2 separate regions of the Homo sapiens genome follow, and region 2 is linked to region 1. A link is an interaction called in ENCODE POLR2A ChIA-PET data of the cell type or tissue named here. Cell type or tissue: PC-9. All regions are shown on one strand. Links, peaks and the distances in the headings refer to the core of each region. The heading gives the core; the rest is flanking DNA. Region 1 has its middle 190 kb from the start of SPP2. Region 2 has its middle 29 kb from the start of LINC01891.

The links. Peaks named below come from ENCODE experiments on the same cell type or tissue, not always from the same donor. Only the 100,000 strongest peaks of a DNase experiment are listed, where the experiment ranks them.
Region 2: POLR2A ChIA-PET joins it to region 1 with 19 read pairs; 5 of 35 experiments call an interaction of 5 or more read pairs at or near these places.

The regions. Positions count from the first base shown.
Region 1 is chr2:234,235,704-234,252,651 of GRCh38, reverse strand. No RefSeq gene overlaps it. Among named protein-coding and RNA genes, the nearest start is that of SPP2, 190 kb to the right of the region's middle. In PC-9, for the core only: no CTCF peak of the experiment used is centred there; DNase peaks (open chromatin) are centred at 10,371 and 10,801; H3K4me3 peaks cover 960 bases; H3K27ac peaks cover 2,500 bases.
Region 2 is chr2:234,418,693-234,432,039 of GRCh38, reverse strand. No RefSeq gene overlaps it. Among named protein-coding and RNA genes, the nearest start is that of LINC01891, 29 kb to the left of the region's middle. RefSeq lists enhancers at 640-1,191, 3,163-3,734, 3,384-4,583. In PC-9, for the core only: no CTCF peak of the experiment used is centred there; a DNase peak (open chromatin) is centred at 4,189; H3K27ac peaks cover 1,704 bases.

The sequences.
Region 1 (16,948 bases), core at 8,886-11,385:
TTAGTGAATGTCAAGGGCAATGTGATTTGGAAAGAGAGTTGTCACCCCACCTGAGTAATGCTCATGGACAAGACACGGGCAGAAGTGACATCCAGTTTCCTCATCCACGACTTCCTAATCGAGCCTCTACTATGTGCAGATGCTTCATGTGGGCAACATGGAGTGAACTGGACAGACGAGTGCCTGCCCTCGGGAGCTTACATTCTAGTTGGTCAGAAAGAAAACAGACAAGGAAAGAACCAACTGAAAGAATATAGCTGCATATTTGCAATGTTCCTGGGAGAACCACTTGTTATTGAGTGGTGGGGCCTGGGAGACAATGGGTTGCATTTCGGAAAAACCATAGACAAGTTTCTTGCTCACTGGGGACAGAGCTCAGAGTTCTCAGTTCTCCACACAGGATCTCCTTCCAAAAAGGAAGGGATCTGCAGACTATGTATTATGGTTAAGTAACCAGATTGTAAACTGTCACATGCAGCTCATAAAACCAGCCTCGAGGTTGTGCATCATGGATGGAGGAAGTCCAGGTTCACATTCCAGAGTGACCACTGATGTTTTGTGTTCAGCAACTGGGCTTCCCATTTCACACCAGGGTTCTTTGTTTCATATGTTGACATTCGAGAGAGGATTCTTGGAATTAACTGTGATGTTTGCTTGAATCTTGTTGAGAACATGAATCACACAGTTTCTCAAAGGTTATTCTTTTTCAGAAGAAAAGTTATTTCACAGGAAGGCAGGACCTCAGGATTTTCCAGAGCCTGGAGTCTCCTTTGCTGGCACAGAGCTGAATTGTCATGGCTTGAAGATTTTCATTTCTTACTCAATTTATTGGAGCAAGCCTTACGCTTGACCAGCATCGGCAAACAGATAGGCGGGTGTTCAGCTGGGACCCTGCAGAGATGACTGTAGATTCCACCAATGTCTCTCACAGAAGGAACTCCAGGTCCAGTCCCAGGAAGGCAGGGAGAGGAGGAACAGAAAAGGCAGGGAAGTTGTCAATCAGCTCAGGACAAGGAAGCTGGGGATGAGGGGCCAAGCTGGAGTCAGAGCTTCAGTGGGAGCTTCATCCTCAGCTCTTGATAGGGCCAGGGGTCTAAGAAAAACTATTTTGCCATGCTCACCTCTCAGCATGGTGTGGTTGATCATGTCAGGAGCGCACACGAGCTGAGGAATTCTGAAGCTGCCTGTCATCAAAGGAGGTCCGTGGAGTAGGGAGTAATCTGGTGGGCTTCCTGTTGGGCTGCTGGGTGTCACATGCTTTGCCTGCAGCAGGGCAGCTCTCATTGCTCTGGGAGAATTTAGGGGCATCAGGGATGGTCACTGGGCTTCTCCCAGGATTTCTGGGTTTTTCCTCTTTTCTGTTCTATTCAGTTGCTGATCTTTGCTTTTGCTTAAGGCCCTGAAGTGAAATTGGAGTTGAGGTGAATCTTGTCACAAATTGAATTAAGACCACACCTTCATCCTTGTGAACAAACGTTGCAATTCTGCAACTGTGGCGACTTGGAAGCATTCAGGGCATTCTGTTAGCTGCCTGGGAACTGATTATGCATTGGCACAAAAATCAATAGCAGTGACTTGGAATCATTCTTTCCCCATGATTTTCTTCTTTTAAAACATTGTGTTTTAATTACATTGTACATACTCTGGAAAATATAACTCAATTTTTAAAATCACATATAAATGACCACCTAGAGCTAACCACACAAGACTTTGCTACTTAGCATTTTCTATCATCCATCTATTTGTATTTTTATTCAAAAATGGATCATAGTTTACATATTATTTTGTAACTGTAGACTAATACTTGACAAGGATTGCTTCTAGCAGTGGTTTAATTAATTCTGCCCCAATTTGCTTAGTTACAGACATATTATACTCAGTTGTAGATCAGAAGATGGTTCTTAGGAAGACTTTGAGGCAAAGAGGTAGAGTGGATTATTGGAAAAGGGTCACGACTCCCCACAAGAGATTGGCCACCCTGTAATGAACTATTTGCGTTTGCAAATACCTCTATCTCTGAGATCCTAGGGTCTCATAGAGTCTTCTCATTTCCTACTTACATGTCTTTGTGGAAACCACATCATCGATAGCATTTTCAGGATAAGCAACTATTCCAGGAGACAAGTATGGAGGTAACTGAATATACTTATATTTTCCCCTCTCTCTTTTTTAATGTTGAGGACATAGCAACAAAATCTATTGATTTTGTGTATGCTGACATCAGTTGATTAAAGTTAGCCAGTAATCCTAATCCACACTGTAATGTGATTCTTTGTTAGTCCTTTTCCCTGTCTCAAGTGTATTTGAGCCTCAGAAAACCTCACGTTTAGGGGTCAACTTTTGCAGGCTTGTAGATCCAAAGTCAGGCCCCTTGTGGGTTCTGGTCAACTTTCTGCATCAGAATAATGAGCCTGAGATGTAAGAGTTGGGGTTGGCATAGAGGGACGAAGAGTGACTACAATGAATAACAAGGTCAAAACAGGCTTCCAAGGTTTCCAGAACCAACCAGCCTCGGGGCTCCAGTAAGTGATTCACATTCCCTTCCCCTTTGTTACAAATGTTTCTCATTGTTGAATACCTTTGACTTGTTAGGGCTGAGCCCTTTTCTCTAAATAGCTGACAGATGAGTTGTCAGTCGAAAAAAATCTTTAATGAGAGAAAGTACTGTTGCCTGGCTTCATGTTCTTAAATTATGATGGTATCTCCTGTCTAATCAGGGCAGAAAGAACGAAAATCTCGGAAAGTTTCTTGACAGGGGACTAAATGGCATGGCACACAGGTGCTCTTGTCGTGCCAAGTCAGAGTTCTTCTCCAAATGCTCTGAGATTGAGTCCGCTCTGCAATTAACCTTCTCCCCTAGCTGTCACTACTACATGTCACATCCAGTCTATGCTGTTATCTGCTGTGTATTTGTGCTGAATGGCTTTCTAGAGGTGGTCCCAGGAAGAACGGTGCAAGCATCCCAAAGCCCTCTGCTCTGATGGGCAATAAATGAAATAGCCAGCATATGCCCTAGAGAGGGCGAAAAAAGTCCATTGCAGGGGACAGTTTCTTAGAGCAATTGACCAAGAACTTGGCACCAGGGAGGAGAACTTTACTGATTCCAGAGTCAGAAGACATGGATGGATGATCTGTTTACATATTACTGAACATTTTATTTTCAATAATTTGCTAACAGTTTTGTAATAAGCATATTTATGCATAAACTTTATGATAAGGATTATTTCCTTGGAAAAAGGCCCAAGAAGGGTTATATACTAGAAAGTATTTTGAGATTATTTATTTAATTACCAGGAGAGTACTGATTTCCTCCTAGCCATTACTTCTTGCCATAAATAAAATATTACTCAATGGCTCCTCAAAATCTTCAGGGATCCGGGCTACATTTATTTTTCTGCTTTGCCATCTTTATTTTTAGCTTGTGCCTTTCTGTCTCATGACCACAAGATGGCTGCTGTGCCTTCCAGGATATGGTATCTCCGTTCCAGATGGGGTGAAAGGTAGGGTTGAGGGCAAAGCTTAGTTTATTACCCCAGGTAAGCCTTCCCCAAGGTCTTTTGCTTATACCCTGTATTAGTCCGTCCTTGCATTGCTATAAAGGCATACCTGAGACTAGGTAATTTATAAAGAAAAGAGGTTTAATTGACTCATGGTTCTGCAGGCTATACAGGCTTCTGCTTCTGGGGAGGCCTCTGGCAACTTACAATCATGGTGGAAGGTGAAGGACAAGCAAGCATCTCTTACCTGGCAGGAGCAGGAGGAAGAGAGCGAAGAGGAAGGTGTCACACACTTTTAAACAACCAGATCTCGCGGGAATTCTATCACAAGACAGCACTAGGGGGATGGTGCTAGACCATGAGAAACACTCCCATTGTGTCTGGAATTGGTGGGTTCTTGGTCTCACTGACTTCAAGAATGAAGCCGCGGACCTTCGCGGTGAGTGTTACGGGTCTCAGAGATGGTGTGTCCAGAATTTGTTCCTTCTGATGTTCGGACATATTCAGAGTTTCTTCCTTCTGGTGGGTTCCTGGTGGGTTTCTGGTCTCGCTGGCCTCAGGAGTGAACCTGCAGACCTTCCCGGTGAGTGTTACAGCTAATAAGGGCAGTGGGGACCCAAAGAGTGACCAGCAGGAAGATTCATGGCAAAGAGCCAAAAAAATCACAGCTTCCACACTGTGGAACAAGACCCCACTGGGTTGCCACAGCTGGTTCCGGCAGCCCGCATTTATTCCCTAATCCGACCCCACCCACATCCTGCTGATTGGTCCATTTTACAGAGCGCTGATTGGTCCATTTTACAGAGCGCTGATTGGTCCATTTTGACAGGGTACTGATTGGTGCCTTTACAAACCTTTGGCTAGACACAAAAGTTCTCCAAGTCCCCACTAGATGAGCTAGACACAGAGCACTGACTGGTGCGTTTACAAACCTTGAGCTAGACACAGGGTACTGGTTGGTGTGTTTACATTCCTCTAGCTAGACATAAAAGTTCTCCAAGTCCCCACTAGACTCAGGAGTCCAGCTGGCTTCACCTCGGGGATCCCGCACCAGGACCGCAGGCGGAGCTGCCCACCAGTCCCGCCCATGCTCCTGCACTTCTCAGCCCTTGGGCGGTCGAGGGGACCGGAGGCCGCAGAGGAGGAGGGGGCGGTGCTCGTCGGGGAGGCTCGGGCAGCGCAGGAGCCCACGGAGTGGGGGAGGCTCAGGCATAGTGGGCTGCAGGGCCCTAGCCCTGCCCCATGGGGAGGCAGCTGAAGCCCGGCGAGAATTCCAGCACAGCGCCAGCGGGCTGGCACTGCTGGGGGACCCGGCACACCCTCTGCAGCTGCCGGGCCCGGGTGCTACGCCCCTCACTGCCCGGCCGGCAGCGCCAGTGGGCCGCTCAGAGTGCAGGGCCCGCAGAGCCCACGGCCACCCAGAACTCGTGCTGGTCTGCCAGTGCCACACGCAGCCCCAGTTTCTGCCCGCGCCTCTCCCTCCACAACTCCCTGCAAGCAGAGGGAGCTGGCTCTGGCCTCGGCCAGCCCGGAGAGGGGCTCCCACAGTGCAGCAGCGGGCTGAAGGGCTCCACAAGCGCGGCCAGAGTGGGCACTGAGGCCGAGGAGGTGCCGAGAGCGAGGGCTGTCAGCACGCTGTCACCTCTCACCATGATCCAGGCACCTCCCATCAGGCCTCACCTCCAACAGTGGGGATTACAAGTCAACATGAGACTTGGATGGGGATACAGAGGCAAACCATATCATACCCCATGGCCAGAAGTGAGTCACACAGACACTCTCGGCTGCAAAAAGGGGACAATGACAAACAAGCACATTGCCTTTCTGAATAAAATCTGTTGGAGTGGAAGAAAAGGCAAATCTGTATTGGATAGACATCAGTACTATCTGCCACACGTATAACTGTGCTGTGTTAAAACTGCTAATATTTTTTCCAAAGCCAGTTTAAAGAAATGCAGTTTTTTAGATGTTTTGAACAATTGATTTAATAATATGCAACGATAGATGGAATTTTATATTTACCATAAAAATCTTGGAATTCTGGCCGGGTGTGGTGGCTCATGCCTGGAATCCCAGCACTTTGGGAGGCCGAGGCAGGTGGATCACCTGAGGTCAGGAGTTCGAGACCAGCCTGGCCAACACGGTGAAACCCCATCTCTAATAAAAATACACAAATTAGCCGGGCATGGTGGTGAGCACCTGTAACCCCAGCTACTCGGGAGGCTGAGGCAGGAGAATTACTTGAACCTGGGAGGCAGAGGTTGCAGTCAGCCAAGATCATGACACTGCACTCCAGCCTGGGCAACAGAGCAAGACTCCATCTCAAAAAAAAAAAAAATTGGAATTCTAGTGCTGGGAAAAGTCCTAGAGACTCTCGTCATATTTGTACACACATGAACCCAGAGAACAGAAGTGACTTCCCTAAGCCCTGCAAGAAGTCTGTGGCAGAGCTGAGATGAGAACACAGGTCTTGACCAGCCAACACAGACCTCGTTTTGCCAGTACTATGTCCTGGGCTTTACTCATTAAGAAACTCACTCTTGATTTCAATGATAACTAAAAAATTAAAGTTATTAAAATTTTCATTTCTACTAATGATGGCATCCATTATTCCAATAGAAAAAAAAGATCCTTTTTTATCAAGCTACTCAGTATACACAAAGATTACATAAGATTATTCCATTTCTTGTCATATTGTTAGATCTAATATTATTAGGTTTAAATATTCATTGGGCATAATTTCTCCTCTATTAAAATAATTTATAATACGTTTTTGAGATCCTCTTGTGTGGTTAGATAATGTTAAGTTGAACGTTATACAAAAATCAACCTTGAAACTATTGAGACTTTCCTCTGGATATTGGCTTCTTTCAGTTATGTTGCCGGAGAAAAGTAGTTTGTGAGTCATCAATTTATATGCCATCATGTATAAAGAATGCTTCTGTGTGTATTGTTTTACCATACAGACGGGATTTTTTTTTTCCTTTTAGTCTCATCCTGCAAGTGTGGCTTTCTCAGGAAATCAGTAATGCACTCTTCATGCTGCCTTAGCCAAGACTCAAAGTCATCCTGAGCACCAGGTCCCGCAAAGTCTTGGAAAACCCACGAATAAGCAATGAATGCTCTGGGTAACTTTGTTCAAAGACCAGCTGTGTCTTTTTTTTTTTTTTTCCATGTTTTCAGCTTCTCTTCAGTGAAACTCATTTTGCAAGGTGGGGGAAGGGAAGCTTGCCATGAGCCTGAAAAGTGGGGAGCAAACGAGGCAGGCCCAGATTGGTGATGCCCCTAGCTCCCAGCAGAAGCAAATCCTCTGTGGACAAAAGCCTCAGCAGACAGCTTTGGGATTGCCTCATATTACATGCAGATTAACAGGAATTCAAAATTAATTACAAAACATGCAAAGAAGTAGGCTGCTATGAGTGAGAGTCAGCAGCAAACAACAGAATTCCCCAAGTTTCTTAATGATGGGAATTATACGTGGACTAAAAAATCACCATTTTTATTTGGAGAAATAAAAGCTAGATTAAAAATAACCAGAAATAGAGGGTGGAGGAGACAGGACAGGAGGTGGATTTTGGTACAAACTTTCAGTCATAAGTTGAATAGATTCTGGACATCTAATGCACAACATGATAACTGTAGTTAATAGCAATGTATTGTATACTTGAGGTTTGCTGAGAGTAGATCTGACACTGTTCTCACCACACACACACACACACACACACACACACAAATACACACACACAAAGATGAAGTAATGGATATGTTCATTGTGGTAATCATTTCACAATGTATATGTATACAAAAACATCACATTTTACACCTTAAATATATAATTTTAATGTGTCAAAAAATAAAAATAAATAATAATAATTAACTTTTTTAAATGACCAGAAAATGAGAGACAGTCAGAAATTTCAGGAATTTTTTAAAGATAATTGTCAAGTTTTACAAATGAAAATTATTTAATGAAATAGAAAACTCCGTAGATGAGTTATAAGTAGATGATTAAATACAGTTGAAGAAAGAACAGAAAAGCAAATTTGAAGAAATTAGCCAATAGCACAGAGAAAGAGGAGAGAGAAAATATGGAAAAGAAGTGAAGAAAAAGAAAGTGGAAAGTGAAAAAGCATAACGTGCATCTTCTCAGAATCCCAGAGAATGAAAGAGGAGAAATATTTGAAAAGATCATGGTTCAGAACTTTCCAGAACTGATAAGAACATGAATTCTTAGTTACAGAAAACACAATGAATCCCAAGTTGCTTAATTTTTTTTAATCCACACGTTAGATTATGATGAAATTACAGAAAATCCAACAAAAATAAAAAGATCTTTAAAATAGCCAAAGGGAAGAAATAGATCACCTACAAGTGAAAATTAGATTTAAAATAGGCTTGCTATTAGCTGCAATGAAAACCAGAGAGAATAAAACAATACCTAAAAGGGCTAATTTAGGATTGTCAACCCAGCGAACTAAGGTTTAAAAGCAATGGCAAATTGGAGATAATTTGACAAACAAAAATCGTTTTACCGCTAAAGAGACTTTAAACAAAAGGACTCCTAGGTATGTTTCCCAGAAAGAGGAAATGATCCCAGAAAGAAGGTCTGATTTTGAAGACATAGGGAGTCAAGTAACTTTCAAAGAACTGGGTGCATTTTTTAAAGTACATGTAAAATAATAATAATAATTTTAGTGAAGAGCAAATGCTGGGATGCAAGAGCAGATAAGTCTGGAGGTTGAACAACTGTTCAGGAGTGGTCAAGATACTGATTAACTTTAGAGATGAGGTTCAGTAAGCCTGAATTCCAGATGTAACAATCAAAAATAAATAAATAAGAGTATAACTTTCAAACTAAGGCAGGAAATAGGGTCTGGAGGCAGGGAAACTAAGGACTTCCTAGAACTAAATTAAACAGAAAAAAACAAACCTTCTAAGCCCAAGTAAATAACTTTATAGCTTTGCTTCAGCTATGACAGGAAACATCCTCTTCATTTGCATAGGGTGTACACCAAGTAAATAATTTTGTGTCTGCACTTCATCCTCTTTGTTTACATAGGGCTTATACCAAGTTATCAGTGGGAAACCTCTAGAAGGGTATTTAAACCCCAGAAAATTCTGTAACCAGTGCCCTTGAACTACTTGCTCAGGGCCGCTCCCACCCTGTGGAGTGTGCTTTCATTTTCAATACATCTCTGCTTCTGTTGCTTCATTCTGTCCTTGTTTTCTTAGTGCATTTTGTCCGATTCTTTGTTCAAAACCCCAAGAAACTGGACACTCTCCACTGGGAAAAAAACTAGTAGAAGAGAAAATGGAATGATAATAATTACAGTAGTAGAAGAAGAGCAAGAACAAATCAACTTATTCAAAAAAAAAAAGAAAAAAGAAAAAATCAGAGAATTAGCAGGGTAAATAGAAACCACAATGTAAGATGAGATAAAAAAGGAGACTTAGTATATAATAATTACAATAGATAAAAATAAACTAAACTTTCTACTCAAAATACAGAGTATCAGTTTTGATTGAGGAAAAAATATCTACTATTTAAACGAGCCACATCTAAAACATGAAGACACTGGAAGTTAAAAGTAAAAGAATCAAAGATAATAGGCAAATATTAAAGAAAGCTCACACAGCTATGAAAATACCAGATAAAATAAATTATTCGGGATAAGAATGGTTACTACATATTGATGTAACAATTTTAAATTTGTATGATCTTAAATGGTTTCAAAATATATAAAGCAAAAATTGCTTAAACTACAGGGGGAAATTGACATATTCTTTGCCAGGGTAGAAGATTTCAATATACCTTTTTCAATTATTGATAGGCCAAACAGACAAAAACATTAGTATAGGTATAGAAGATCTGTCCAATACTATTTAACAAATTCAATTTGACAGATATTCAGGTACCAGCTTGCAACAATGGGAAAATACACATTCTTCTTTCACACAAATGGAGTATTTACAAAAATATGTAGTAGACCATAAAAAAAATTCAAAACTTAAAAAACACACAGAACGTCTTATAGAATATGTTATTTGACAATAATATAAATTAGCTAGAAATTATGTGTGTGTATTTATATATATATAAATACACACACACACACACACACACATATATACATGTATGTATTTTTTAGAAAATGTAAAGTCCCACTTGTTCCACGGGCAAAGGTGTCTGCAAAACATTGGGTTAAGCCAAGTTAAGTAATAATGAGGAGGGGGAGAGGAGGTGAGAGAATATTGTGCTGCAGGAGTTCCCATATGCCTTAATATATAATGTAGATGATGAATTTATAAGTGAAGAAATGCAGTGTTTTATGCAGTGTTTTTATATCTCTATTTTGCCATGCAGTTTTCTATCCGTGGAGTAGCTCATGGGACTTGTGTTCTATGGAACGTACTTTGGGAAACACTGTTCCACAGCAACCCCAAGGCATACTTCATGTAAACCCTACTCTTTTTATTAACCCTATTTAACTTCCTATAACAACTACAAGCCTGGATATTACATCTCACAGTGTGCATTCTAATAAAACCATGAGTTTTTATTATCACTCCTGATGAGGGTGATAAGATTAAATCTTTCACAGCACACTGCAATGAACAGGAAAGAATCAATTTGGCAAGAAGGCATTCGAAGATAGGAATATTTGTATTTTAGTATCCTCATTTTAAAAAAAAAAAAAAAACACGTGAGCTACTTCGTAATCCACGTCAAAACTCTGAGACCTGCTATAAAATGCTCTAAACTACTTTTCAAACTTTTCAGGACAGCTGTGACCCTGTGGGGGTTGACCCTCATCCAAAAAGTCTCATTTTCTAGACGGTTAGGAGACCTGAATTCCTTTCCAGATCAGTGAGGCTGTGACCGGGCGATGAATCACTGTGGATGAGGAGTTAATTCATTATGTTCCCTGAAGCAATGAACCATTTCTGCCCCCTTTCCAGCTTTCTCATACATGCTTCCCTTTGCATTGAAACAATTCATTAGTTCCGCTTTGTCAGGGGCCCACCTGTACCATGTTAATGAGCAGCCAGAGGGGATCAGGGAGGATGAGTAAGTAGCCAGCCCACTCTGCGGCTGGCACAGCTCTAAGGAGCAGTTTTTATTCTACAGAAATCTTTCATTCTAAGATGTAATGCAAGCTCCTACGTTAGGAGTTCACCTGACAGTATTTTCATACACCTGAAAAGGTCTGTTTGATAACCCAACCTGGTGATTTTTAAAATGTGTCCAAAAATTCTTCCTACTTCTTCTTCAAGAGATGGAGCTTCATTCACTTTTCCTCAGGTGTGGGTGGACTTAGTGACTCACCTCAAATGAATAGGATACGGCAAAAGTCATGGGATGGCATTTCTTTCTTTTTTTTACTTATTTATTTATTTATTTTTTTGAGACAGAGTCTTGCTCTGTCACTCAGGCTGGAGTGCAGTGGCATGATCTCGGCTCACGGCAGCCTCTGCCTCCCGAGTTCCAGCAATTCTCCTGCCTCAGCCTCCTGGGTAGCTGGGATTACAGGCACACGCCACAACGCCCCGCTAATTTTTGTAGTTTTAGTAGAGATGGGGTTTCACCATATTGGCCAGGCTGGTCTTGAACTCCTGACCTCAGGGGATCCACCCGCCTCGGCCTCACAAAGTGCTGGGATTACAGGTGTGAGCCACTGTGCTCGGCCATGGGATGGCATTTCTGAGATTAGGTTATAAGGATGCTGGAGCCTCTACCTTGGGTGTGCACTCTTGCTGTCTCCTGAATCACTTACTCTGGGGGAAGTGGTAGCATGAGAACTGTGGAGAAGTCCATCCATACAGCAAGAAATGGAATCCTCCTGCCACAGCCATGTATGTGAGCTTGGAAGTGGAACCTTCAGTCCCCGTCAGTCTTCAGAAGTAATGGCTGGACTGCCAAGACCCTGAGTCAGAACCACCTAATCTAGAAGCTGAGCTGCTCCCAGATGTGTGACCCTCCGAAATTGTGTGAGCTAATAAGTGCCTGTTGTTTTATGGCATTAAGTTTTGGAGTAATTTTTATGCAGCAGTAGATGACTAACACACCCATTGATCAAAACTGCTCAGGATATAGGGAAGCCAGGGTGAGATCATCCCAGATGATCTGTATCCACCCCACATGGCTGGGATTGGACTGGGTTGGTGGGAGAAGGAGTTTTCCTATGGCTGGAAGGCTAGACTACTGGGGAGGAGGCAAGGATAGAGCTTTGCTCTGGAACTGAAAATTGCCCACAACCTTAGACCTGTGCGGTTGAATAAACAGTGATACATCCACACAATGGAGGACTCTGCATCTGGAAAAAGAATAAGGCAAGCCTTGGTCAGGCACAGTGGCTCACGCCTGTAATCCCAGCACTTTGGGAGGCTGAGGTGGGTGGATCGCCTGAGGTCAGGGGTTCGAGACCAGCCTGGCCAACATGGTGAAACCCCGTCTCCACTAAAAATACAAAAATTAGGCCAGGCGCCCAGTGGCTCACGCCTGTAATCCCAACACTTTGGGGGGCCAAGGTGGGCAGATTAAGAGGTCAGGAGATCGAGACCATCCTGGCTAACACGGTGAAACCCCATCTCTACTAAAAATATAAAAAAATTAGCTGGGCGTGGTGGCGGGCACCTGTAGTCTCAGCTACTCAGGAGGCTGAGGCAGGAGAATGGCATGAACCCAGGAGGCAGAGCTTGCAGTGAGCCGAGATCGTGCCACTGCACTCCAGCCTGGACAACAGAGCGAGACTCTGTCTCAAAAAAAAAAAAAAATACAAAAATTAGCTGGGCGTGGTGGCTGGAGCCTGTAATCCCGGCTACTTGGGAGGCTAAGGCAGGACAATTGCTTGAATTGGGGAGGCAGAGGTTGCAGTGAGCCAAGATCTGAGATCACACCACTGCACTCCAGCCCGGGTGACAAGAGCGAGGCTTCATCTAAAAAAATAAATAAATAAATAAATAAGGAAAGCCTCTATGAATTGACATGGAGTGTTTCCCAGGAAATGTTTTTAAGTGAAAGAGTAAAGTGCGAGAGATTATAGTATGCTATGTTTTGTTTAAGAAAGAAGGAATTATAAGAAATACTTGCATATGCTCATTAATGCAAAAGGCCATGCATAACAGATAAACCACAGCCTAGTGAAACTGGTTACGTACATGGAGTGGGTTGGAACAGGGTATAAAGGATGGGGGAAAGGGAATAGACCCAAGGGGATGGGGTAAAGAGGCATCTCTTTCTCAATACAACTTTGTGTCTAGTTTTAATGTTTAGAATCATGTGATCTTTCACATGCTAAAAATAAATAAATAAAATAAGCAAGATTGGGAATAAAAAAATAGAAAATGAAATACAAATAGAAACAAACCAAATGGTATTTCAAATGAAAAGCAATCACATTGAAGTAGAGGGAAAAACAAACTAACTACATAATCTTGGTAATATATTCTCAGGCTAAAGGCAAAAGTAACTATACATAATTATTGAACTCTGATTAATATATTTGTTTTGCACAGTGGTAAGGGTTAGCAGTTAGCAATTCTGAAACAACTTAACGTATTCTGGAATTAAGCAAATAAATAAATATACTATGGATATTGAGAGTCATGTTTCTCACCATTGGAGATGCAAGTAACAAATATGTAAAAAGAGAAGGAGAGAATTAACTTTGTGGTTAGGACTGGTTATGAACTCATAGTTTTAGGTTAAAAAAAGTGTGTGTGTGTGTGTGTGTGTGTGTGTGTTTCTGGAGGTATGTATGCACATATGCACAAATAGATACACACAAATACATATACTTATTTTTTAGCTGTATCCACTGGGGGCCTAGAAGCAATGGCATCCCAGTAGCAATGAGCACACCTAGAGTCTAGAGCTTGGTTTCTAGATACCATTCTCTACCTGAAGGAACCAGGGCTCTTTGGAGAAGTGTTTGATTCCAAGATTGGGTCTGGGAAAATACATGTGAGCCTGAAACTTGCAGTTTACCAGAAAGTAAGGAAGTGCTCAAAGAATTATCAGTGCATGTCAAAGGGCACAGAAAACTGATTTAAGGGGATCACACTTGCCAGATCTGAAACAACATGAGCATCAAAAAATGATAGTAATGGGTTATAACGCATTGAATAAAATAAGAATATATAAATCCATGATTAATGAATTAAGTGAGAAGGAAGGGAAAACAAGAGCAAGCTCTTCCCTGGAACAGAATTTCAATCAATGTATGCAGAAGAAATGATGGAATTAGAAAATCATCATTTAGCAACAACTAGAATAGCAATTATTGCAGGCAGGAATCATCAGGGAATGCTAAAACTAGTAGGTGACAAAGTATAATGAAAAACAGACACTCACATGGCCTCAGAGTGTCTCTCCACAATGTACTTATTAATTCCAAAACAAAAAAATGATAACTTTACATTGGAGCAACCTGGCAGGAAGTAGTATAACTAAGTGATCAATCAATGATTCAACTTTTGGCAGAGAGAGAGAATGATAAATAAAATCAAATATATTGAAGGGTATGCAGGAATTCTTTGTACTATTTTTGCAACTTTTCTGTCTGAATTTATTTAAAATTCAAAATAAAAAAGTACCTTTTCATTGAGTGCTGTATCTTTTGAGGAAATCAAAATCACTTTATTCCCATTGCGCCAGCTGCTAATCAGGAAGGATGGGCACTTATCTGCAGCTTCCATGTAAACAACTGAATTTTTATCTTAACCCTCTTCTTGCCCTTGTGAGAGGGCTATTCAAAGCTTCTTATCAGGAATACAAAGTGTCACTAAAACATATCCACTGTTGTCTTCCTTGCTTCTTCTGGGAGGAGAGTAAAGAAACTCACAAGATACAGGAACGATCTCTGCAGCTTAGCTCCCTACCGAAAGCATACAGGAGAGGGGAAATCCCCACCATATGGGCACTGCAGTAGGGTTGGCAAAATCTCAGGGATGGAGATAGCATTGGCCAACGTGTCAAAGATGACTGTTTTCGCTGCTGCAGAAGAGAAAGACCCTGGTGTGATAGAGGCATGGAGAAACCTGAGCGCCAATATTAGGTTTGTTTGGCTGGGGACAGTAGCTATGTCTGGTCTGGGGGAAACTGGAGTAATTCCAATGGGATTCACCAAAATCTTGCCTTTAGTAAAAAATGGCAGGAGGTCCAAGTGCTGGGGCATTAGCAGTGATGGTATAAGAACAAAAACTGGCCAGGTGCAGTGGCTCACGCCTGTAATCCCAGCACTTTGGGAGGCCGAGGCAGGTGGATCACCTGAGATCAGGAGTTCAAGGCCAGCCTGGCCAGCATGTTGAAACTCTGTCTCTACTAAAAATACAAAAAATTAGCCAGTCATGGTGGCAGGCGCCTATAGTCTCAGCTACTCAGGAGGCTAAGGCAGGAGAATGGCGTGAACCCAGGAGGCAGAGCTTGCAGTGAGCCGAGATTGTGCCACTGCACTCCAGCCTGGGTGACAGAGCGACACTCTGTCTCAAAAATAATAATAATAATAATAATGATAATAATGGAATTCTCAAGTATCTCTTAGATTATGATACGCATACTGGTGGACTTATGAGTTGCAGTCTCAGTGTACTTTTCATTCCTGTGATATCTTGTTTCATTTTGTCCTGGGAATTACGGGAAAGTCATTGCATTAAAAAATTGTAATAAAATACTGTATTTGAGAAGCTCACTGAAAATTCATGAAAGTTAGACAATAAAGATGTCTTAGTCCATTTTCTGTTGCTTATAACAGAATACCTGAAACTAGGTAATTTATGAAGAAAGGAATTTATTTCTTACAGTCATGGAGGCTGAGAAGTCCAAGGTCAAGGGTAAGGGCCTTCTTGCAGAAAGGAACTCTCTGCAGAGTCCTGAGGTAGCACGGGGCATCATACAGTTAGGAGCCTGAGGGTGCTAGCTCAGGCCTCTCTTCCCCTTCTTATAAAGCTACCAGTACCACTCCCATGACAAGCCATTAATCCGTTAACTTGTTAATCCACAAATTCATGGGTGAATTAACCCATTCATCAAGGCAGAACCCCCATTACCCAATCACCTGTTAGAGACCCTACCTCTCAATACTGCTGCATTAGGGATTAGTTTCAACATAGTTTTGGAGGGGACAAACGTTCAAACCAAGGCAGAGCCCAGAGGCCAGCTGTAAATATAAGAAAAATTATCAAAAACATAAAATGTTGCACAAAGAGTACATGCAATAATCACATGAATGACACAATGAAATTTCCGTTAGCTGAACACAGAAGTCTTCATATTGAAAGGCCCACAATGCTAAGAAAAGTTGAGTGAAAAGAGATTTATAGTCAATGATAAAGTTTTTAAGGATAAAGAAAATTTTTTTCTAGGTCCTAAAAAAACATTTTAAAGGTTGCTTCAAAAGGAGAACACATTATCAGGTTAGTATCAAATTAACTTCTGCAGCACGAAGTGCTAAAAATCAATAAATAGTCTCTACACTTTTGAGAAAAAATTATTGTAACCCAAGAATTCTATCATTTAACAAGTTATTGTTTATAGAGAATGACCCCAACATAAACTCTCAGACCCACAGCTTGACTGTGCTTGGGGACATTAACTACAGCAGGGGCTGCCCGTGCAGTTATGGAAGGTCTCAGGCAGGTGCATGCCACCAACCCAGGCAAGGGCCACAGGAGTGTAAATGCTTCACCTGCCCATGTTGATACTGCCATGGAAAGGGCCATAACTGAATTTGCAATAGTTAAGCGTGAGTTGAAGGACTCTGCTGGATCAGTACATAGGATGGGGTGGAAAGGGAGGGAGGAAGGTAGGGAAGGTTCCGTAGTGAACACAAGGTCCCATGCCAGTGTGGAGAGGGAACCCTGGGGAACTGCATATCCTGCTGTATTCCTTCTGGAAGCTCTAGGAAAGAATTTGTTTCCTTGCCTTTTTCAGCTCCTAGAGTTCACCCGTGTTCCTTGGCTTGTGGCCCCTTCTTCCGTCTTCTAAGCCATCCAAGTTGCAGCTCGTTGATCCTTCTTTGATAGCCACACCTCCCTCTGACTCTCCTGTTCCTTCCATAACTGCATGGGCAGCCTCTGCTCTAGTTATTGTCCCCAAGCACAGTCAAGCTCTTTTCTCTGAGTTTGAAAGATTGACAGCAAGTAAGTTCCACTTTTTCTCTTCCTCTGAGGAATATTTTGGGGGTTCCTTACTCCTTGGATATCAATAATCACATCTACATAGTCCCATTTTTCTTTTCTTTTTTTTTTTTTTTTTTTTTTTTTTAAGACAGAGTCTTGCTCTGTTGCCCAGGCTGCCTCCTGGGTTCATGTGATTCTCCTGTCTTAGGCTCCCGAGTAGCTGGGACTACAGATGCATGTCACCATGCCCAGCTAATTTTTTGTATTTTTAGTAGAGTTGGGGTTTCACCGTGTTAGCCAGGATGGTCTCGATCTCCTGAGCTCGTGATTCG
Region 2 (13,347 bases), core at 2,629-5,128, 190 kb before region 1:
CCATGTCTTTGCTATTGTCCTGCAATAAATGTACATGTGCATGTGTCTTTATAGTAGAATGATTTATAATACTTTGAGTATATACCCAGTAATGGGATTGCTGGGTCAAATGGTATTTCTGGTTCTAGTTCTTTGAGGAATCGCCACACTGTCTTCCACCATGGTCGAACTAATTTACATTCCCACCAACAGTGTCAAAGCGTTCCTATCTCTCCACAGCCTCACCAGCATCTGTTGTTTCTTGAGCCGTCATTTATTTGTCAAGCTTATAATAGAATGATTTTATCAAGATGAAGTGTTGGTTTGAGATTTTATTTGGATTTTGTTACTCATAAAGTAACTTGAGAAAAATTTATTTTGTTGCATCATCAGAAATGCGATACATTACTCCATTTATTCAAGTTTTATTCTTTATGTCTCATTATAATTCCTAGTTTTTCTTTTTTCCAATGTGCATCTTACTGATGTTATTCTCAGCTTCTGTACATTGGTGCTATTGAGAACAGTATTCCTCTCCCACATCCGTTCTATGCTGATCTGATGCAAAGCTGTTGTTTCCCATGTTTGTATTGTATTGATTGCCTCTTCTTAATTCTATAAGACTTTCAGTGGATTCTCTGAAGTTTTCTGGGTATATTATTACACATTAAAGGAAATCAGAATATTTTACCCCCAAATATATTGCTCTGACATATTTCGAGATGGCTGCCACAGGGCTGGCAGACTGAAGTGGCTCTACAAAGTGGTCTTTTGTGGGGAAAATTTGCATCTGGAGATCTTTAGTGAATCCCCAGAAATGCAACCAGTCCTGCCCTAGTCCTCATGTAGGAGAGATTAATTTGGGAGATTCTGACACCGTGAAAGATCTGAAAGAAACATTCATCATCTATTCTCTCTGAGAGCTGCTACCTGTGAGGTTTCATCTACATAACAAGACCACCTTTGTCAGCCAGTCCTCCTCTTCTCCTCCTCCCATCATCTGTCTTGCCAATAGAACATGATTGACTACCATAATTGTTTTTTGGCCATGCTCTGAGCCTCCATTCATTCTGTAACCTCAAGATGGTATATTTAAGCTTCTGTACTTTGTTGGGGGTGGGCTCTTTATTCTGAGGGCTCCTGTGTATACACACGTTGAATAACTTTGTATGCCTTTTCTCCTATTAATCTGCCTTTTTTTTCAGACAGAGTCTTGCTGTGTCGCCCAGGCTGGAGTGCGCTGGCCTGCTCTCGGCTCACTGCAACCTCTGAATCTGTCTCTCTGGTTCAAGGGATTCTCATGCCTCAGCCTCCTGAGTAGCTGAGATTACAGGCACACACCACCACGTCCAGCTAATTTTTGTATTTTTAGTAGAGACAGGGTTTTGCCATGTTGGCCAAGCTGGTCTTGAATTCCTTACCTCAACTGATCTGCCCACCCCAACCTCTCAAAGTGCTAGAATCACAGGTTTGAGCCACAGTGCCCGGCCTTAATCTGTCTTTTGCGAGTTGATTTTTCAGTGAAACTTCAGAGGGCCAAAGGTTTCGCTTTGGCCCCTACAACATATATGCAAGCAATAATTATTTTGCATCTTTAATCCAGATCATTATTAACTTTAATTTTTGGAGTCTGCTTAATAGTGATGAAAACTTCCAAGAAAATTCTGATGGTCAGAGTGAAAAAAGATTAATGTGGGATTTTACTGGATATTTTTCTAACATTCATGCATGATTATGACCAAGATTATGGTTTTCATAATGAGGTTACTATGCCACATGTATATACTTTTTTTTTGTTTGTTTGTTTGAGGCAGTGTCTCACTCTATTGCCCAGGCTGGAGTGCAATGGCATGAACTCAGCTCACTGCAGCCTCCACCTCCCAGGTTCCAGCAATTCTCCTGCCTCAGCCTCCTGAGTAGCTGGGATTACAGGCATGTGCCACCACACCCAGCTAATTTCGTATTTTTTGTAGAGATGGGGTTTCACCATGTTGATCAGGCTAGTCTCGAACTCCTCACCTCAGGTGATCCGCCCGCCTCGGCCTCCCAAAGTGCTGGGATTATAGGTGTGAGCCATCGTGCCCGGCCTATCTATATAATTTCTAATATTATCCTTCCTTCTCTGATGTAAACCAAGTAGAACAGTGGGCACCAAAGCACAGTGCATGGCCTAGCCCCTTCATTGACGGAGGGATGGAGAGCAAGTCACTTCTCTCCTGTAGCTGGGGAGATAAAACAGGGAAGACCAAGAGGACTCAGGGCAGGCAGGCCTGGAAGCCTACTGAGGAATAACAGTAATTATACTCAGCATTAATATTATGTATTGAGTTCTTCCTACACATAACGCTAAGTGCTTTACAGATCTGATCGCTGAAACAGCCCTGTGAGGTGGGCATCCTTATCTCCAGTGTACAGAGAAGAATCTGAGGCTCAAAGAGGCTGAATCATGGCCCCACGTTGGAACAGTCCTTGGAGGCAAGAGCACAGCTAAGTGCAGGCCTGCCTGGATCTCCAGCTCAGCTGTCAGACTATGCAAAAGGCCTCCAAAAGAGAACAGAGGCTTTGTGTTTGCACGTGGACTAGCACAGCTCACCAGGATCAAAGGCCAAGGAGTCTCTGGCAGGGATTAGGCCATCCCCCACCTACCAGCAGGTATTCCCAGGAAACCATTGAGGAAGCAGGAGACAGCCAGGCCAAGCCGGCCCATCGAAGGGCAGACATGCTAGAGTCTCTGTTCTTTGGAAGGCACAAGCAAAGCGAGCCTGTCACCTGCTGACTTGGAGGAGAAAGGGAGAGAGGAACCCAGATAGTGTGGAGGCTGCAGTGGATCCACTTAGTGGGCGATACGTGTCTCTCCAAGGGGGCTACATTTGGAAGGGGCCACAGTGCAGCGGGCGAGAGTGCTGCATTTCTGTGTGATGAGTTTGAGGCAGGCATCCACATAGACTTGTACCAGAGGCACCTGAAGATGCAGACAGGGAACTGGGACACAGGTTTCCATAAGGATGAGGATGGATGAGGATGTTTCTTCCCGCCCAAGTCTAGTCCCCTCCACCTCCCACCATTTGGCCTCAGAGGGCCAGCTTCCTGAAAATAATTTCCAAACGGACCCTGACCCACTCTTTCTTAGTCCTTGCCTTCAAGAATGTGGGGACCATCTGTGTCAGGCCAGAGTCTACAGTGACGGATGTTGTGATTTGTTGCTCCAGGAACGGGGCTGCATGTGGAAGCCCTTGCTGGTTTCTGTGTTGAGCGGTTTACTGCAAAGTTAGCTCTTACCTCCCATGCTCAAAGGCGATCGACCAGCTTGAAGTGGACTGATGACTATTTAACCTCTTAATAGACTTCAGACGGACAACGGGCTTTCCCTGAATACCTGGCACACGGGGAATATGCTGTGAAATTTGCTGAGTGAGTGAGTGGGCAAATGAAAACATGGTCTCCTTCTACTTCCAGTTTGAAAGGAAGTTAATCTAACTCGGGTGGTGTCCATGAGATGTGAGCATGCCTCTCTGTGCTTTCAAAAGTTCCACAAAACAGGTCAGGCACGGTGCTCACGCCTGTAATCCCAGCACTTTAGGAGGCCAAGGCGGGCGGATCACCTGAGTTCAGGAGTTCAAGACCAGCCTGGCCAACATGGCGAAACCCTGTTTGTACTAAAATTACAAAAATTAGCCGGGAGTGGTGGTGGGCGCCTGTAATCCCAGCTACTTGGGAGGCTGAGGCAGGAGAATCGCTTGAACCCGGGAGGCAGAGATTGCAGTGAGCCGAGATTGCGCCACTGCACTCCAGCTTGGGTGACGGAGCGAGACTCCGTCTCAAAAAACAGCAACAAAGAAACCTTCCACAAAACAAATCCTAAATTGGATTCTATGTCTCCAACAATAGGGAAATGATTAAGTAAATAACGGAAAGAGTTATACAACATTTTTTCAGGAATTTTTAGTGACAGTTAAAAACTTATTAAGTAAAAAAGTCAAGAAATAGATTTTAAATTACACTCTGATATCAAGTATGTAAAACACTTATGCTGAGAAAAAGACTGGATATAGCAGAAGGGTGGTCACCGATAAGGGGTGAGGCTTCCGGAGGATCGTGCGAAGTTTTCTGGGTACTTCCTGGTGTGACGCTGCATAGTGATGTGGTGAAAATGGCAAGTTCCTGGAGGGCTTGAGGTGGGTGGAAGTTTGCATTCTCAGGGAAATGCTTGGAATAGTCGTTGATTGGATGGTTCTCTACATTCTTCAGATTCCTCTGCAGAGTGCATTTCTTTCTCCCTCTCTCAAAGTGTGGATTAAATTGTTTTGAGCTGGTTTTGTCTGCAGCAATTAGTTATCTTAACTAAAGCTCATAAAAAAACAACAACAGAAAGGTAACATGAATGAAGGCCATGTCCTAAAGTTGTACAGGAAACAGACTAGGGAGCAGAGAAACGGGTGTGGGGCGGAGGGGAAAGGAAGGTGGGGGTGGAAGGTGGGGTGGAGGAGTCCAGCCTTCCCTTCCAGCAAACAGTAAGCAGCTTTGAGAAATGGGGAGGGGGCAAACTGATCTGAAATGAAGAGGATGGCCTCAAGGATGGCCCAGCTAGAGAGAGACCCACCATAAGTACTGCTCTAAAACCTTGGCCACTCCAGCTCTGGCCCCGCCATCAGCAACTGCTGGGTGTGTTAGAGACCCAGGCTCTCAAGCCCCAGCCCCAGGGCCCCAGAGCCTGCTTGTCAAAGGATTCTCCCTCGGTGAATTTGTGTGCATCAAATGAGTTTGATGCAACCCTTTCTGAGAGAGGGGGTTTCAGGCTCTGCCTGCCTGGAGGGTGAGAGGAAGTGGCAGCTCAGAAAAATCTAGAAGGGAGAGACGGGGGTCAGAGGATTTGCCGGACAGCCTGGCACCCAGAAGCAGCAGTGGCTGGCTCATGGTGCAACCCAGGGAGCCATGTGGACGATGGGGTCGATTGTTGACATCAGCACTGAGACGAACCCACCCAGCCTCATGTTAAACAATCAAATCTTAAATGATTGAGAGGTGCTTCACACTAATCTTGGCTCTTGAACAGTGGGGGCTGTTCCATAGGCTCAGTGTAATCAAGAATCATTCTTGCTCTGCTTCCGAGGGAGAAGGCGTTCACCTCTGCATTAATTTCAGCTGTGTGGGGAGACGTGCTCCCTGAATTTGGTTCCATCCTGAGTGGGAGGGTTGCTAGTCTCAGAAGCCTCTTCTAAGTTTCTCTTTTGACATCTGCTTTGGGCAACAACATGGCCACTGCTTCCTAGAGAAATGGGAAGAGAAACCCTCACAGTTCAGAGGGTGAGAGTGGCTGATCCCTCCCCCATCTGTTGACACTCCTGGAAACTTTTGGGGACTTCTGGGGATGGGGCAGAGGGGCCTATTGCAGAGGGTACATCTTCCCACAGGTTAGATGTTGACGCTCCAGCTGCCCCTGGCCACCGATGGCAGATGATTTCCTGAGCCAAGGATCCTTTCTTGGATTCTGGGTCTCCCTCACTTAGGAAGTAGAAGAGAAACTTTCATTTCCAAAGTGTTACTCTGCCATGAAATCCATCAATGTGGAGTGGCAGAACAGAGAGCTCAGCAGTTCCATTATCTGATGGAGCTCAGACAGTGCAGAAAAACAAAGTGTTTCCCTTCTCAGTGTGTGTGTGTGTGGCTTTTTTTTTTTGGGGGGGGGGTGGTCATTGTTAAACTGACACAAGGTGACCTGATAGGGGAAGGAAGATCTGTGATTCATTAACACTCTCTCCCTTCATCTTTGTAATCGTCATCATTTTCATTTCTTCCAGCAGTCTCAGGACCTGCCTCCAAAGGCAGGTCCTGAGGGTTCACAAGAAACCTAGAGCTGGGCGAGCTTGCTTCCCTCCTGCTGGGTTCAGCCCTAACTGCCTCTTCCTCAGCCCCGCCCTGCACACCTGCAGTTAGGGCACCGAGGCAGCCCTAACGCTTCTGAGGAAGTGGGTTTTGTGGGTAGGTGGAGTTCTATGTCCCAGAGGGTGAGGAACTGGGCACCACACCCATCCCTGTATGCAGTGGGTAGAGTGGCCTAGAGGGCCAAACCTGGGAGGAGGGTAGGGAGGACCCTCTCTGGCCCATCCTCTGCTTCTTCCCGCATGCCCCTGAGGGCTGCGTTGATGTCCTCATTTCCATATAACTCCAGTGACACAGAAGCTCCTTGTGAAGTGAGCTTTCCTGCCTAATTGAAAGACACCAGCAGAACATGACTCAGGGTGGCAGTCGTCCTGCCCTGGCACTAGGCAGGTCACCCAAACCTCCTTGTTCCTCCAGATGAAGATGCTAAAGCCTGGCCAGGTGAAAGAGGAAGAGGCAGGTCACCCAAACCTCCTCATTCCTCCAGAAGAAGATGCTAAATCCTGGCCAGGTGAAAGGGGAAACTCAACCCCAAGGAGTCAGGTCCAAAGGGACGGGTCCCCAGGGACTAACTGGGACAGGGGTCTGAAGGGACCACCAGCAGGTCAACCCACCCACCAGCCTCACCCGTGCTGTGTCCCCAGACATGAAGCCAAGAGAGCAAGTTCCCTAAATTCCCTTCCCACCTCTGCCACGACCAGCTGGGTCTTATAGTCACTCCCTGCCCGGCCTCATTCCCAATAAAACCCAACCACCAGGGGCCCCGCCACTGGCTACCACTTAGCTCGCTCTCACCCCCATCCCTGTGACCTCCCCCAGAATCTCCTATGGCTTTTCCCACCACCCTCCAACCATTACCAGTGAGGCTTGGGCCCAGGGTGTGTCCGGGCCTCTCTTGCCACCCACCACCCTTCATCTTTGTAGCCCGCTTTCCTGCAAGAGGGAATTCTCTCTTCCCATTACAACAGGGCCTGTGGCTTGAGCACCCAGGGTGCATGTGTACAGACTTGGGGAGCAGGGGCTCAGCTCCAGGCACTTCTAGGACCCTGGACCCTGAAATTTATATAGTGTTCCTTTATCTGGTAGCTCATGTCACTCATTAAGAGTTGTTCCATTTCTGGTGGGGTGCGGTGGTTCACGCCTGTCATCCCAGCACTTTGGGAAGCCGAGGCAGGCAGATCACCTGAGGTCAAGATGAGCCTGGCCAACATGGTGAAACCCATCTCTACAAAAATACAAAAATTAGCTGGGCATGATGGCAGGTGCCTGTAATCCCAGCTACTCAGGAGGCTGAGGCAGGAGAATCGCTTGAACCCGGGAGGCAGAGGTTGCAGTGAGCCGAGATCGCGCCATTGCACTGAGCAACATGACTAAGCAAGACTGTCTCAAAAAAAAAAAAAAAAAGAGTTGTTCCATTTCCTAATTTTGAAGGGTTTCATTTTACAAAGATTTGGAATGTGTATTTCTCCCAGAACAATAATTTCTTTTTATTTGTTGAAATGGTGTAAGCAGAAGTGTCATGCTAAATGTCTGTACATGGTTTCCATTCTCTTATGTAAACTCCATTTTTATAAATAGAGAATTCAATTTGATTCAACTTTAAACAGATGCTACAGTTAATTTTGAGCAATTGTTAATATGTGTGGGAACATGCTTTGAAAATAAGTCCGTGATCCCAATCTGTGCTCTGAGTGTTTTCATTGAATTGAGCACAGAAGTCCAATTCTGGAGAGATGAAAACACAACAAAGCCAAGATGATTTGAAACTGGCCTTATCTAAAGTTTTGTTCCTTTAAAAAATCAAAACGTCATTTATTTTCCTTCCACCCCAGCCCCCGTCTTCCCAGCTTTGATCTTTCTACTTGTCAGAATATTGCATCAATGACACTGGAAATATTTATTCAACAAATACCTATTAAGCCCCAATTAGAGGCTGGATGTTGCATTTGGTCCTGAAAATTAGACAAATACGTTCCCTGTTCTCAAGGAGCTTATAGGCCTGGGTAAGGTAATTGCAGACACCTGAAGTATAACATACACCTGAAGACTCTAACAGGGACACCTATCTCCCGAAAGGATCGAGGCATGGCCCTCCAATTAGGTTGACTTCAAAGTGTGAGGGGAGCCCAGGGGATTTCCAGTCCTAGGAAAAACCTTCACAGCCACCAAGAACTTTCATGTTTTAGTTTTCAATTAAGCCCTTTCCTTACATAAATTTTCTTCTGGATTCAAAGTCATTCAAAATGATGATTCACTCTACCTGGCAAAATATGCCGTCTTTAAAATTATTAATATAATTGTATCAGTTTTCTATTGCTGCTGTAGCAAATTACCACAAATGTGGTGCTTAAAACAAACCAAATTTATTATCTTAGAGTTCTGAAGGTCAGAAGTCTGGCATGAGCTAAAATCAAGGTGTTGGCAGGGCTGTGTGTCCTTTTAATATTTTTTATTTTTGGTGGCCTTAACAGAGGGTTGATATTTTGTCACATCTCATCGACCTGTCTATTATTATTATTATTTTTTGGTGGGGGATGGGGACAGGGTCTCGCTCTGCACTACAGGCTGCAGTGCAGACAAAATTGTGGCATGGCTCACTGCAACCTCAACCCCCCTGGGCCCAAGTGATCCTCCTACTTCGGCCTTCTGAGTAGCTGGGACCCCAGACATGCACCACCATGCCTGGTTAGTTTTTTATTTTTGTAGAGTCAAAGTCTTACTATCTTGCCCAGGCTGGTCTCAAACTGCTGGACTCAAACAATCCTCCACCTCAGCCTCCCAAAGTGCTGGGATTACAGGTGTGAGTCACCGCGCCCGCCCACCTGTCTCTTCTGCCTCCTTCCGCATTTAAGGGCCCTAGTGATGGTACACCTGCATAACCCAGGTGATTTCCCTATTTTAAGGTCAACTGATTGACAACCCTAATTCCAGCTACAAACTTAATTCTTTACCATGTCATATAACACATTCATAGGTTCCTGAAATTAGGACATGGACATCTTTTGGGGGCAGGGTGGGGGGATGCCATTATCCTGCCATCTACAAGAATATAGTTGTAATTATGTGACGTGCTGACCTCCTGTCTCAGCATCATGCTGTGCGGTGCAGACCTGAAGCTGTGAGCACACACCCTGTTGACGGAAGCAGCCGCTCTCCTATGTGATGAGGCTGTGGTTATCATTCTCCTCATCCTGATACCTCTTTTCTCTCACTGGGGATCCCTGCCAGCTTCTGCAACACAAAACTTCATTTTTATCTCCTAGTCTATTTGTTTTGTTCCCTAATAATGTCGGGTTTTTTTCTATGGTTTCTAAAATTCTTGCCACTGTTCAGCCATTTTTATACTTCTTGGAACTTTTTGAATTTTGAATAAGTAAATAAATGCTCAAATATGCATCAAACTCTGTAAATAAACAGAAGCAATTACAAGTTTTAGAAATAGTCTTATGCATTATGGTAAACTCAAACTCAGTGACGTGTTTGAAGTTACTTGTCATAGAATTCCTCAGCTCAGATTTAAGCTCAATTCACATATACAGTCCCTACCTTCTGGTTAATGTCAACATTCATGAATAGGCGTGGCCTTTGCAGGAGTGAGCTCAGGGAACCATGCTCCATGAAGCTCAGGGAAGCATACCTGAGTGTCCTATGCATGGATGACAAAAATCATTCCTTCCTTCCTAACATAATTGACCTTTACACTTTATGAGTAATGGTTACATGAAAAACACACCCAGCTGAAGCTTGGGGAAATATATCATGACTCACTCATCCATTCCACAAATACTAATGCAAGCTGTTGGCATGCTTGTATCTTAATATCAGGGCCACGTGCTTCTTTGCTGTCCGGGCTCTATCTGATCTCAAGGAACAGAGACAGCATGGCAGAGGTTACCATAGTTAATGGTGTTCAGCTTGTTTATCTTAAAGATATCTACAGGTAGAAAGAAAAAAAAAAAGGAAACCAGTATAAATGCTCCTGTAGAGGCTGCACACAGTAGAAATCAGTCCAACCTCATATAAACTGATTGACATATAGGCTTAAAGTTGGTCCTCATAACCCAGTTATCATGGGAAGCCACAGAAGTCCATGTCTCCTGCTTGCTATCTGAGCACACTTCCATTTAGATGAGTTGGTACTCGCCGGGTGCGGTGGCTCATGCCTGTAACCCCAGCACTTTGGGAGGCTGAGGCAGGTGGATCACGGGGTCAGGAGTTCGAGACCAGCCTGACCAACATGGTGAAACCCTGTCTCTACTAAAAATACAAAAATTAGCCAGGTGTGGTGGCGCTCACCTGTAATCCCAGCTACTCAGGAGGTTGAGGCAGGAGAATCCCTTGAACCTGGGAGGCAGAGGGTGCAGTGAGCACGGAGATCACACCACTGCACTCCAGCCTGGGCGACAGAGTGAGATTCCATCTCAAAAAAAAAAAAATGACTTGGCAATCCCCTATCTTCACTTCTGCATGTGCCACTACCCACTAAATACAAATACATTATTGCTCAAGCCATGTCAAGCGGATATTTGCTGTTATTTGCAATCATACTCATTCTGCTGGTACACTTCTATTTTTTTTTTTTTTTTAACGGTTAAACCGTCCCTATTTAGGACCACCTGAATGTGATAGTCCTGGGGCGATCATGTAAAAAGTAGAATGGAATCATGCTCATGGAAGCCATCTGAACGTTCAATATTAACGCAAGGCAGGGCAATTATTACTACTCAAGCATCCCCAGAGGGACAAAGGGAACCTCCAGGGACCACTCAGGAAATAATTAAGAAATGCTGGAGGAGTAGCTTTTTTTTTTTTTCAAGACAGAGTCTCATTCTGTTGCCCAGGATGGAGTGCAGTGGCGTGAAGTGATCTCGGCTCACTGCAACATCCGCCTCCCAGATTCAAGCAATTCTCCTGCCTCAGCCTCCCGAGTAGCTGGGATGATAGGCACATGCCACCACGCCTGGCTAATTTTTGTATTTTTAGTTGAGACGGGGTTTTGCCATGTTGGCCAGGCTGGTCTCGAACTCCTGACCTCAGGTGATCCGCCTGCCTCGGCCTCCCAAAGTGCTGGGATTACAGGCATGAGCCGCCTTGCCGGAACTGGAGGAGTAGCTTCTTAAGAAACCACATAACAGGCCGGGTGCAGTGGCTCATGCCTGTAATTCTAGCACTTTGGGAGGCTGAGGTGGGCAGAACAGTCCCAGAACCTGTAGCTGGAACTACAGGAGTGTGCCACCACACCTGGCTATTTTTTTTTGTATTGAGGAGGTTTCACCGTGTTTCCCAGGCTGTTCTTGAACTGCTGAGCTCAAGCAATCCACCCACTTCAACCTCCTAAAGTGCTGGGCTTACAGGCGTGAGCCAGTACGCCCGGCAAGAGTCTACATATTCTGAAGTTATATTCCCATCAATTCAGATTCTGACCTTTCTCCAGGAAATCAAAGAATTCTCTATAAATATTATCTCCTTGCAGCCTCTGCACTGCAAGCAGGCTGACGTCATGTTTGGTTTGCAGTTAGTAAGGAGCAGTTTAACTTGGGGGCTGCAGCCATGGAGTTCAGAGGTTAACAACCAGGCAGCAGCTTTTTGTTCCTGAACTGGGTGGTGCTGCTATTGACAGACCTTCCTTCCCACCCACAACCCCCGCTCTCCCCCTTGCTGCCTTGTTTAGAACCACACTTCTGGGGGCCACCCTTGACAGAGGTTAATTTGAAGTCTCCACTTGGCTGGGCTATGGTGCCCAGATGTTTGGTCAGAGACCAATCTGGATGCTGCTGGGAAGGTACTTTTTAGGTGTGATTAACATTTAAATCTTCTGACTTTGAGTACAGCCAATGATCCTCCATAATGTGGCTGAGCCTCATCCAATCCAAAGGTCTTAAGAGAAAAAGCCTGAGGGCCTGGCATGGTGGCTCACGCCTGTAATCCCAGCACTTTGGGAGGCCGAGGCGGGTGGATCATCTGAGGTCAGGAGTTCGAGACCAGCCTGGCCAACATGGTGAAAACCCATCTCTACCAAAAATACAAAAATTAGCCAGGAGTGGTGATGCATGCCTCTAATCCCAGCTACATGGGAGGCTGAGGTAGGAGAATCGCTTTTGAACACAGGAGGCAGAGGTTGCAGTGAGCCAAGATAACGCCACTGCACTCCAGCCTGGGTGAAAGAGTGAAACTCCGTAGAAGAAAAAAAAAAAGGAGAAAAAGGCTGAGATCCTCCTGAAGACCTGAAAAGCCAGTTCTGCCTCCAGACCCTGCCATTGGACGTGAGCTGCAGCATCCACTCTCTGAGGCCCCAGCCTGCCAGCCTACCCTGCAGATTTCAGACTTGTCAGCCCCCACAATTGAGGGAGCCAATCCCTTAAAATAAAGCTCGCTCTCTCTCTCCCCCACCTCTGTCTATAGATAGACATAGATATAGAGATATAGATGTACATAGATCCTGTTGGTTCTGTTTCTCTGAAGAATACTAATACACCATTCAAGGACATTGAGTTTTATATTAAAACTATATTTAACCCAAGTCTGTGAGGAAAACCCCAAACAAACCAAAACTGACGGACATCCTATAAAACTCCTAACCAACACTCCTCAAAGGAGTCAAGGTCATCAAAAACAAGAAAAGGCCGGGTGCAGTGGCTCATGCCTCTAATCCCAGCACTTTGGGAGGCCAAGGTGGGCAGATTACTTGACGTCAGGAGTTCGAGACCAGCCTGGCCAATATGGTGAAACCCATCTCTACTAAAATTACAAAAATTAGCTGGGTCTGGTAACATGTGCCTGTAGTCCCAGCTACTCGGGCAGGAGTATCGCTTGAACCTGGGAAGCGGAGGCTGCGGTAAGCCGAGGTCATGCTACTGCACTCCAGCTTGGGCGACAGAGCAAGACTATGTCTCAAAAGAAAAGAAAAGAAAAGAAAAGAAAAGTTGGAGCAACTGTCACAGCCCAGAGAACCCTGCAGAGCTAGGACAATTGAATGTCATGTGGGATCCTAGATGGGATCCTGGTACAAAAAAGGCAGGGGAAAAACTAAGGAAGCATCAATAAAGTATGGTCTTTAGTGAGTAATAATGTATCAATATTAGTTCATTAGTTGTGATAAATCATATTAATGTAAAATGTTAATGATAGAGAAAAAACAGATGTGAGTATATGAGAACTCTGTATTTTCTCTGCAATTTTTCTGTAAATCAAAAACTGTTCGAAAATATAGTTGATTTTAAAGTATATTGCTTTCCTTGTCATACGTGTAATTTGTTCAACAAATGTGTGTTGAACACTTGCTGTTTGCTGCCTGCTACCATAGTGGTGGGAAAAATGAGCAAAGAGCCTACAAGTCAGCAAGAGACAAGGACCAAGGGAGCACACAGGCGGAGCTGGGCTTGTGCTGCGGAAGACGTGGGGCAAAGGACAGGTGTTCTTTCAGATGAGGAGGCAGAGAAAAGATCCTCCAAGGAATTTAATGATGAGAGGGAGCCACCAGCCAAAGAT